Linked DNA regions of Homo sapiens: region 1 is linked to region 2. Evidence: chromatin loops called from intact Hi-C (ENCODE). Cell type or tissue: OCI-LY7. All regions are shown on one strand. Each heading gives the region's core, and the rest is flanking DNA. Links, peaks and the distances in the headings are about the cores only.

Evidence for each region. A loop is a pair of places that touch in the nucleus more often than their neighbours do. Peaks named below come from ENCODE experiments on the same cell type or tissue, not always from the same donor. Only the 100,000 strongest peaks of a DNase experiment are listed, where the experiment ranks them.
Region 1: a loop joins it to region 2, with 3 times the contacts of the local background. A loop is called at or near these places in 3 of 110 quality-filtered maps.

Annotation. Positions count from the first base shown.
Region 1 is chr16:27,170,962-27,176,340 of GRCh38, forward strand. LINC02129 (long intergenic non-protein coding RNA 2129) reads right to left here. Exons shown (of 4, transcript NR_170200.1): 2 at 869-1,018. Among named protein-coding and RNA genes, the nearest start is that of LINC02129, 2.9 kb to the right of the region's middle. In OCI-LY7, for the core only: CTCF peaks have their summits at 2,736 (motif pointing right), 2,937 and 3,438; a DNase peak (open chromatin) is centred at 3,250; H3K4me3 peaks cover 1,063 bases; H3K27ac peaks cover 3,367 bases.
Region 2 is chr16:27,295,540-27,300,918 of GRCh38, forward strand. No RefSeq gene overlaps it. Among named protein-coding and RNA genes, the nearest start is that of IL4R, 16 kb to the right of the region's middle. In OCI-LY7, for the core only: a CTCF peak has its summit at 2,816; DNase peaks (open chromatin) are centred at 2,772, 4,152 and 4,492; H3K4me3 peaks cover 1,673 bases; H3K27ac peaks cover 4,544 bases.

The DNA.
Region 1 (5,379 bases), core at 191-5,190, 120 kb before region 2:
GCCTCCCAAAGTGCTGGGATTACAGCTATGAGCCACCACACCCAGCCTCAACTGTACTTTAATTCACTTAATTTCCACTATACTTAATTCCCACTTCATTATGAGATAAACAATATTATTATTCTCATTTTACAGATGAGGAAATTGAGGCAGAGGGAGGTTAAGCTACTTTCCCAAAGTCTCATGGCTTATTTGTGATAGGCCAAGATTGAGGCCAAGCAGTCTAACTGGGTTCAGCTCTTAACCACTCAAGTATACTGTTTCTCTAAGGCTATTTAGTGGCACGTAATAGAGGCACCTAACCTGGTCTTGGGGGACAGAGGAGCAAGGGAAGTTTGCCTGGAAGCACTGTTGTCTACCTTAAGGCCTAAAAGATCAGTAAGAGACAATGAGGTGAAGAGATGGGAAAAGAATGATCTTGGCAGAGGGAACAGGATGTACAAAGGCCTGGAGGTGAGAGAAAGCTACAGCTAGCACCACTCATTTTTCTGAGCTGTTTCAAATATGAAAGTTTATGGAGAGTATAAAAATATAAGCTGGGTATGGTGACATGCACCTGTAGTTCCAACTACTCAGAAGGCTAAGGCTGGGAGATCGCCTGAGCCCAGGAGTTCAAGGTCAGCCTGGGCAACGTAGTGAGACCTCATCTCAAAAAAAAAAAAAAAAGAAAGAAAGAAAGAAAGAAAAAAGAAAAAGAAAAATATAGATCACAAGGGAAGCTGTCTTTTCTTTTTTGCTTACTATGTGTGTATTAGTCAGGATAAGTAATACTAGCTGCTGTAACAAACAAACTTACTATGTGCATATTAGTGAGGATAAGTAATACTAGCTGCTGTAACAAACAAATCACAAAATGTCAAAGATTTACGTGCTAACTGTTGATTTCTCCCTTATGAAGAGTCCCACGTGGAGATTCCCAGCAGCCATCCATGTTGAGCTTCCGATGCTGCTACTCACAAACCAGGCTCCTTCTATCTGTGGATCTGCCATCTTTGAGGGCAAGCATCAGCAAACTGTTCTATAAAGAGCCAGATAATAGAAGTTTTTGCCTTTGTAGGTCACAGGGTCTCTGACACAGTGAGTGTACTCTGCCCTTACGGCACAAATGCACCAACAGGGAATACACAAATGAATGGATGTGGCTGTGTTCCAGTAGAACTTTACTTATGAAATCAGACCACAGGCAGAATCTAGCTCATGCACCATAGTGTGCCAACCCTGTCTTGGGTATTAGAGTCTTCTGCCGAATCCTCACATCCAGCCAGCAGTCAGGGGAAGAGTAGAAGGGGACTCGTGGGGAAGGTTTCAGTAGATCAAGTCTGGAAGTAATGACATTACTCACGCCTGCATTCTGCTGGCCAGAACTTGGTCACATAGCCACATATGACAGCAACGTGGGCTGGAAAATATAGATTATGTACCCAGGAGGAAAAGGAAAGGGACTTTGGTGAATGCACAGGAGTCCCTGCCATGCACACTTTATGTATTAATACATCCTCTCACTCACTAAGAGATAGGAAGGAAGAAGTTATAAGTGGCCCCATTATACAGGTGAGCATATTGAGGCTTGAGGAGGCCTAGAGACTAGCTGGGGTCACAGAGTCAGTGGAAATGTCTGTCTATAATTAACCTCCACAAGCAGAGTCTTGAGGGTGAAGATAAAAAGGCACGTAACTCGGGCTGGGCACAGTGGCTCACCCCTGTAATCCCAGCACTTTGAGAGGCCGAGGCAGGTGGATCACGAGGTCAGGAGTTCAAGACCAGCCTGGCCAATATGGTGAAACCCTGTCTCTACTAAAAATACAAAAATTAGCTGGGCATGGTGGTGCGTGCCTGCAGTCCCAGGTACTTGGGAGGCTGGGGCAGAAGAATCACTTGAACCTGGGAGTCAGAGGCTGCAGTGAGCCGAGATCACACCACTGTACCCCAGCCTGGCTGACAGTGACAAAGCAAGGCTCTGTCTCAAAAAAAAAAAAAAAAATGGCAAGTAACTCAATCTTAGGGGAGGGGAACTCCACAAAGGACCATGAGTTTGGGCTAAAACCTGCCTAAGCCACAAACCTAGGTGCTGTGCTGATTTTTCCCTGTCCCTCACCTAATACAGCTTGTAAATCCAGGCAAGAGGGTCCCCACACCTTGGAGGACACTGGGCGGCTCCCCCCAGACCCCCACATCCTAGCACAGAACCCAGGGAAGTCAGAAAAGACCTGATGCAAACCTGGCCTTTCAGGTCACTATGAAGAGAGATTTCTCAGGGCAGGAGGACAGAACGGATTTCATGTCATAGTGTTGTTAGCTTGATATATAACTTGTAAATATTGCACACAGGGTATGTGAACCTCCATTTACACACAAGCCTCAACCTGCCAAGAGTGGGGTTGAGGGTTGCTCTTGGTGCCCCCAGGCACAAGGCAGTGACCCTGAAGCCAGACCACCTGGATCTGAACCTCAGCTCTGCCACTGCCCAGCTGTGGGCTCTCGAGTAATTTACTTAGCCCTTTTGTCTCAGTTTCCCCATGTTAAAATGGAGATAATAACAGTTCTAACCTCATAGGGTTGTGGTGGGGATTTAACTGAGTTAAAATTTGAAAAGCGACCCGGCATGGTGGCTCATGCCTGTAATCGCAGCACTTTGGGAGGCCAAGGTGAGAGAATCACTTGAGCTTAGGAGTTCAAGACCAGCCTGGGCAACACGGCAAGACCCCTGTCTCTATAAAATATTAAAAAATTAGCCAGGTGGTGGCGCACCCTGTAGTCCCAGCTACTAGGAGGCTGAGGATGGAGGATTGCTTGAGCCCAGGAGTTTCTTCAATCTGGCAGACAGAGCAAGACCTTGTCCTAACAAAATAATAATAATTTGAAAAGCACTTAGAATTGTGCCTGGCATGAGTAAAGGTTCTGTTAAATAAATAAATTGCCCCCTGCCCAGCCCGCTGCTGCAGATCCCAGCCTCTCCGTTCATCTGGAGGGCAACATCAAGTGAGTAACCAATGTCATCAGCTTGTGGCATTTCTTCTCTCTCTGAAAGTCATAGCCCTGAGGTGGCAGTTACTGTCTCTTGCTGGTCCTGCAAAGCAACCTGTTCAAATGCCAACTGCCACATGTCACCTTAGCTGGCAGAAGTTGTTCCACCTGGTAATAGCCCAGAAATTATGATGCTTTGCTGTTCTACACGAAAGTACAGGCTGGGGCTATTTGTAAGCTTTGGCACCTGCCACTCTAGGCAAAGCAGATGGCAGAGATAAAAATCCAGGGCCAGGCAGGCTGATAAAGAGCTGGCCTTCATTACACAGGATGCGGTTGAAATGCATCAGCTCTTTCCTGCCTGCAGACGGATCCACCTGCCCTCCCGCGCCTGGCTGAGGAGGGGCGCAACGGATGGAGTATATTATCTCTTCTGTCTCATTCAGCTTCTGGTGAATGGAAAGAGATGGGCAGGAGGCGACCCAGGAAGGGGCTCAAGGTCAACCTCAGCCTCAGTCCAACCCTAAAATCCTCCCCCAGATTCCAGACCCTGGACCCCATCACTCCTCAAGTAAGGAGGAGATATTAATTGGTCCATTCTGGTTGAAGGTCAATGTCATAGATCAGGTGGTTCTCAGGCAGGGCTGCATATTAAAATGACCTGGGAGATTTTTATAAAGTGCTTGTGTTCTGACCTTACTCCATGAAAGTGAATCAGACCCTCTTAGGGTGGGGACCTGACATTGGTCATTTTTAAAATCTCACCAGGTGATTCAAATGCGCAGTCACGGGTGAAAGCCTTGGACCTAGATTTTAATTCTGATTAAACCTTCACTATCATATACCTGCTCTGGCCAGGCTGTGGTATTTTATTTCATCCTCACAGATAATCTGACAAGATGGGTCTTATCATCTTGGTATTACAATAAACCAAGGCTCAGAAGAGAAGCGATTCAGCAGATGCACCTGAGAGCAAGCGCTTAACTGGAGCAATACCCTGAGAATGACGCTATGGTCTAAGAAGAATGTGTGTTCAGAGTTCCACGCTAAGGAATCTGGGAGTGGCCAACGTGCAGATTCATTCCTTATCTACGAGGAACATCTGAAACCCAGCCCATCCCATGAAACATAGGCCATACAGGGGATGGAGGCTCTTTGTTTTGGGTTAAATGAAGGTTGTCAGGAGGAGGCTGTTAGGGGTGCTAGTGCACTAAGTGAAATTGCTAGAGTGCTAAGTGGAAATACTATATAATCTGCAAGCTTTTTACAAATGGTAGTGGTTCTCCTGTCTAGCCCGCCACTACTGGACTGCCCAGTATGTAAGTCCCCTTAATAAACCCTATATCTTGTTTGCTGGTTCCAGTTCTCTTCTTCAGCCTCTTTTTATTTTATTTTATTTTTTTGAGACGGAATCTCACTCTGTCGCCCAGGCTGGAGTGCAGTGGCAAGATCTCGGCTCACTGCAACTTCGCCTCCCAGGTTCAAGCCATTCTCCTGCCTCAGCCTTCTGAGTAGCGGGGATGAGAGGTGCCCGCCAACACACCCAGCTAATTTTTGTATTTTTAATAGAGACCGGGTTTCACCATGTTGGCCAGGCTGGTCTTGAACTCCTGACCTCAAGTGATCCGCCCACCTTGGCCTCCCAACATGCTAGGATTAGCATGCAAGCCACCGCACCCAGCCCTTGGGCCTCTTGAACACGGTGCCATCCTTACTGAAATCAATTGAAGTCTGGCACAACACCAAGGTCACACAGCCAAAAGCAGCAGCAATAGTCTTAAAACTCCACCTTCAGGGTCCCCTGTCACCTCTAACTTAGCTTCCCACGCCTAGAGTATGGGAGCCTGATTGACAATGTTCACCTTACTGTCCTCAGGTTTTTCCATTCTGCTTCTCCCCTCTTCTTCTGTGGAAGCCCAGGAAACACTGTGCTGAGGAATTAGGAGGCCTGGGATTGAATGCCAGTTCCACAGCTTTGCAACTATGTTAATAACATCTCCTTCTGGGGTTTAAAGGGCATCAGTGCATGCAAAGAGCCTAGGTGGAGGCCACCATGTGGTCAGCGAATCTCATTTCCAGTTTCCTCCAGGGACCCAGATAGACTACACATCTCCCAGCCTTCCTTGCAGTCAGGCGTGATCATGTGACCAAGTTACGGCCAGTGGAAGTGAGCAGAAGTGACATCATCGCTTCCAGACCCCGCCCATTAGAGCCTCCCACATGAGCTCCCTCTCTTCCAGACTCTGCTGGTTGGATGAAGTGGATTCACTTTCCTCATCTGTAAAATGGGATGATGAGGATCACACACACGGTGAGGCAGGAACGAGTGGATCATGTGAAGCACTTGTTCGCAGTGCCCTGCACAGTCAACAAGGTAAAAGCATGAGCTATTATTCTCTCCACCTGACAGAGGAA
Region 2 (5,379 bases), core at 268-5,267:
TATTTCATTTCTCTTTATTGCCAAATAATATCCCTTGTATAGATACACCACATTTTATGTATCCATTATCAGTTTATGAACATTTGGGTCATACGAGTTGTTGTGTGGGTATATGTTTTCACTTCCCTCAGTTATACACCTAGGAATGGAATTGCTGGGTCATGAGGTGGACTGTATGTTCGAGCATTTGGGAACTGCTAGGCTGTTTTCCAAAGTGGCAGCACCACTTTGCATTTTCACCATCAGTGCGTGAGGTTTCCAATTTCTCAACATCCCAACCCACACTTGTTATTATCTGATGATAGCCATTTTAGTGGGTGTAAAGTAGCACCTCACCGTGGTTTTGATTTGCTTTTCCTGATGATGTTGAGCTCCTTTTTAAATTTGAGACAGGGTCACTCTATTACCCAGGCTGGAGTATAATGGCACGATCACAGCTCACTGCAGCCTTGACCTCCTGGGCTCAAGCGATTCTCCTGCATCAGCCTCCTGAGTAGCTGGGACTATAAGTGCACACCACCACACCCAGTTAATTGTTTTTATTTTTTGTAGAGATGGGGGTGTTACTGTGTTGCCCAGGCTGGTCTCAAACTCCTGGGATCAAGCGATCCTCCTGCCTTGGCCTCCTGAAGTGCTGGAAGTACAGGCATAAGCCACCGCACCCAGCCTGAGCAGCTGGTTGGTCACTTGTATTTCTTCTTCAGAGAACTGTCTATCCAAGTCCTTTGCTCATTTAAAAACTGGATAGTTGTGTTGTTATTATTAAGTTGTAATTGTTGTATATTCTAGATATAGTTCCCTTATCAGATATATGACTTGCAAAAATTTTCTTTCATTCTGTGGATTTTCTTTTCACTTTCTTGATGGTGTCCTTTAAAACATGAAAGTTTTAAATTTGATGATGTCTAGTTTATCTGTTTTTGGTTTCATTGCATCTACTTTTGTGTCATAGCTAAGAAACTACCACCTAAACCAATGTCAAGGAGATTTACATCTGTGGTTTCTATTTTTTTTTTTAATTTTAGAGATGGAGTCTCGCACTGTCGCCTGGGCTGGAGTGCAGTAACTTGATCTTGACTCACTGCAACCTCCACCTCCCGGGTTCAAGTGATTCTCCTGCCTCAGCTTCCCGAGTAGCTGGGATTACAGGCGCCCACCACCATGCCCAGCTAATTTTTTGTATTTTTAGTAGAGATGGGTTTCACCATGTTGGCCATGCTGGTCTCAAACTCCTGACCTTGTGATTCACCTGCCTTGGCCTCCCAAAGTGCTGGGATTACAGGCATGAGCCACCGCGCCTGGCCTACATCTGTGGTTTCTTAGAGTTTCATAGATTAGCTCTTACATACAAGTTTTTGATCCATTTTGAGTTAGAGTTATTACTTTTTTTTGAAGTTGAGTTTCACTCTTGTCACCCAGGCTGGGGTGCAGTGGCGCAATCTTGGCTCACTGTAACCTCCACCTCCTGGGTTCAAGCAATTCTTCCGCCTCAGCCTCCTCAGTAGCTGGGATCACAGGTGCCCGCCACCACACCCGGCTAATTTTTATATTTTTAGTAGAGATGGGGTTTCACCATGTTGGCCAGGGTGATCTTGAACTCTTGACCTCAGGTGATCCACCCACCTCAACCTCCCAAAATGTTGGGATTACAGGCGTGAGCCACTGCGCCCAGCGGAGTTAATTTTTGTATATGGTGTGGTGTGAGGCAAGGATACAACTTCATTCTTTTTTTTTTTTTTGGAGACAGGGTCTCTCACTCTTTTGTCCAGGTTGGAGTGCACTGGTGGGATCACAGCTCACTGCAGCCTCGACTTCCCCAGGCTCAGGTGATCCTCCCGCCTCAGCCTCCCAAGCAGCTGGGACTACAGGCACACACCACCATGCCAGGCTAGTTTTTGTATTTTTTGTAGAGATGAGGTTTTGCCATGTTGCCCAGGCTGGTCTCAAACTCCTAGACTCAAGTGGTCCACTCACCTCTGCCTCCCCAAGTGCTGGGATTACAGGAGGGAGCCACTGTACCCAGAAACTTCAGTCTTTTGTGTGTGGATATCAGGTTGTCCCTTTATCATTTATTGAAAAGACTAGTTTTTTTTCTGTTTTGTTTTTTGTTTTGAGACAGAGTTTTGCTCTTATTGCCCAGGCCGGAGTACAGTGGCACAATCTCGGCTCACTGCAACCTCTGCCTCCCGGGTTCAAGCGATTCTCCTGTCTCAGCCTCCTGAGTAGCTGGGATTACAGGCAAGCACCACCACGCCCAGCTCATTTTGTATTTTTAGTAGAGACAGGGTTTCTCCATGTCGGTCAAGCTGGTCTTGAACTCCCAACCTCAGGTGATCTGCCTGCCTCGGCCTCCCAAAGTGCTGGGATTACAGCCGTGAGCCACCGTGTCCGGACAAAAAGACTAGTTTTTTTCTCATTGGATTGTCTTGACGTAGATTAATATTTTATTATATCTACTGTATCACATATCTGTCAATCTTTCCATTCCTCTGTTCATCCAACAATCTAACTTATTTTTTGATGCATTTGAAAAAGTAAGCTGTAGACACTAGAACACTTCCTTCCAACACTTCAACATGTATATCACCAACTGGAGTTCAGCATTTGTCCATAATGTTTTTAATGTAAAATTCACATATAATGAAATTCACAGATCTTAAGTGTACCATTTGATGAGTTTTGACAAAATGCATTCACCTGTACAATGCAAATCTCTATCAAAATATAGAACAGCACCACCACACCAGAAAGTTCCCTCATGCGCACTTATTTTTATGTATTTATTTTTGACAAATGCATGTACGCGTGTAGACACCACCCTAATGAAGACATAGAACATTTCCATCCCTTAAGAAAGTTTCCTTTCACATCTTTGCAGTCAACCTTGCCTATCCCACCTCATTTCTACCACTATATATTAGTTTTGCCTGTTATAGCAGTTCATATAAATGAAATCATGCGATACGTACCAATTTGTGACCAGCTGATTTCACTTCTGATTAGGATTTTGAAAACAACATAGAGCAGAATAAAAAATAATAAAATAAATAGCTGCTTGCAGGGTGAAATACTGCTTTGTAGATCTTTGTTTCAGATAGATAGAGGATAGATTTTTGTGTATGTGTGTGTGTCTGTATGTGTGTATGTGTGTCTGTGTGTGTGTGAGAGAGAGAGAGAGAGAGAGAGAGAGAGGCCAGGCCTGCTGGCTCATGCCAGTAATCCTAGAACTTTGGGTGGCCAAGGCAAGCAGATTGCTTGAGCTCAGGAGTTCGGCCTGGGCAACATGGGGAAACCCTGTCTCTACAAAACATACAAACAAATTAGCTGGGCATGGTGGTGCACCCCTATAATCCCAGCTACTGTGGGGGCTGAAGCAGGAGGATCACTTGAACCTGGGAGGTTGAGGCTGCAGTGAGCCAAGATGGCGCCACTGCACTCCAGCCTGGGCAACAAAGTGAGACCCTGTCTCAAGTAAGTAAATAAATAAATGAGAGAGAGAGAGAGAGATTGTGTACCGGGGCAAAAGAGAACATGTGTTTCTTCCCATGGGTTATAATAAAAACTGTTTAAAAGCTATTGATCCAAAAGTTCTAGATCAGAACCCTGTCTTGTCGCCCTCCCCCACTGGCTGCCTTGATCCCATATCAATGACCACAGTACTTGCTCTTCCCTTTAGGTCCTCACCAGTGCCAACCCTTCACCACTGCCTACTTATCCATCAGGTGCCTGCTTGGTTTACCCTTCCTCTAGAAAACCTGTGTTCCCAAATTTCCCTCTCAGACCCAGTACCAAGTTGTATCCTAATTATTTGGCCTCTCTTTCCTCCAGCTGACAGGGACTGTGTTTCGTTCATCTTTGCAGTCCCTAGCTCCTGGGATGTGATGACATGTAACAGGCATCAATAAATATTCACGGAATGAATGAATGAATGAATGAATGAATCCCAGAGTTCCAGGTGACAGGGTTTGAAACAAACCAGCCTGATTATTTTCCAAGGCTCCCTTCCTACTTATTTTATTGTCCTATACACCTTCTTTTTTTTTTTTTTTTTGAGATGGCGTCTTGCTCTGTTGTCCAGGTTGGAGTGCAATGGTGCAATCTCGGCTCACTGCAACCTCTGCCTCCCAGGTGCAAGCGTTTCCCCTGCCTCAGCCTGCCAAGCAGCTGGGACTGCAGGTGCTTACCACCACGCCCGGTTAATTTTTTTGTTTTTTTTTTTTTTGGTATTTTAGTAAAGACGGGGTTTTTACCATGTTGGCCAGGATGGTCTTGATCTCCTGACCTCGTGATCCGCCCGCCTCGGCCTCCCAAAGTGTTGGGATTACAGGCGCGAGCCACCGCGCCCAGCCTCCTATACACCTTTGACTTCTTAACCATCATGTTCTATAACCTCCTTCAATTGCCCTGAGACCTTATTAGCCTTTCCCTTTTTCCTCTCTCCACCCCCAATATTAGTGCTTTCATCATGGCTACTTCCTCCCAGCCACGCTGTGGCAAACAAGGGCAGTTTGTCATCATGAGGTCACATAATATCCTTATATGAATGACTTTGCCCCAGAACCCTCCCCCGTCTTGCCAAAGGGATGTTAATTCTGTGACTGTGGATATGAGAGGAGGGGTGTGTGTGTGTGTGTGTGTGTGTGTGTGTGTGTGTGTGTAGCAGGATACATTCTTATCGTTAAAGCATATTTTTTAACTTGGAAATTCTATGTTAGCAGCTATGTCAGGTCCTGTATCTTCTTTTTGCAGAGGGTCACATTTGCTGACAACAAGTACATCTTGCTGAAATAAATTTCTGGGTTTTTGTTGTTGTTGTTGTTTTGTTTTTTGTTTTGGGACAGAATCTTGCTCTGTCACCCAGGCTGGAGGCCAGTGGCGCCATCTTGGCTCACTGAAACCTCCACCTCCTGGGTTCATGCGATTCTCCTGCCTCAGCCTCCCAAGTAGCTGGGACTACAGGTGCATGCCACCACCATGCCCGGCTAATTTTTGTATTTTTAGTAGAGACGTGGTTTCACCATGTTGACCAGAATGGTCTCGACCTCTTGACCTCATGATCCACCCGCCTCAGCCTCCCAAAGTGCTGGGATTACAGGCATGAGCCACCACACCTGGCTGCTGAAATAAATTTCTAATAAGACAGCTCTCTCACCAAAAAGCAAATGTGTTTTAAGAGACAAATGCCAGAGCAAGTGAAGAAGAGAGGCTAAAGGGTTAGAACATTTCCATCTCCTAAGAAAGTTTTATTTCACTTCTTTGCAGTTGACCTTGCCCCACCCATCTCATTTCTACCACCATAGATTAGTTTTACCTGTTTCAATGTCATGAATTGAATGAAGCAATTCCATTTCTCAGTATTTTTCCTAAGGAGATAAACAA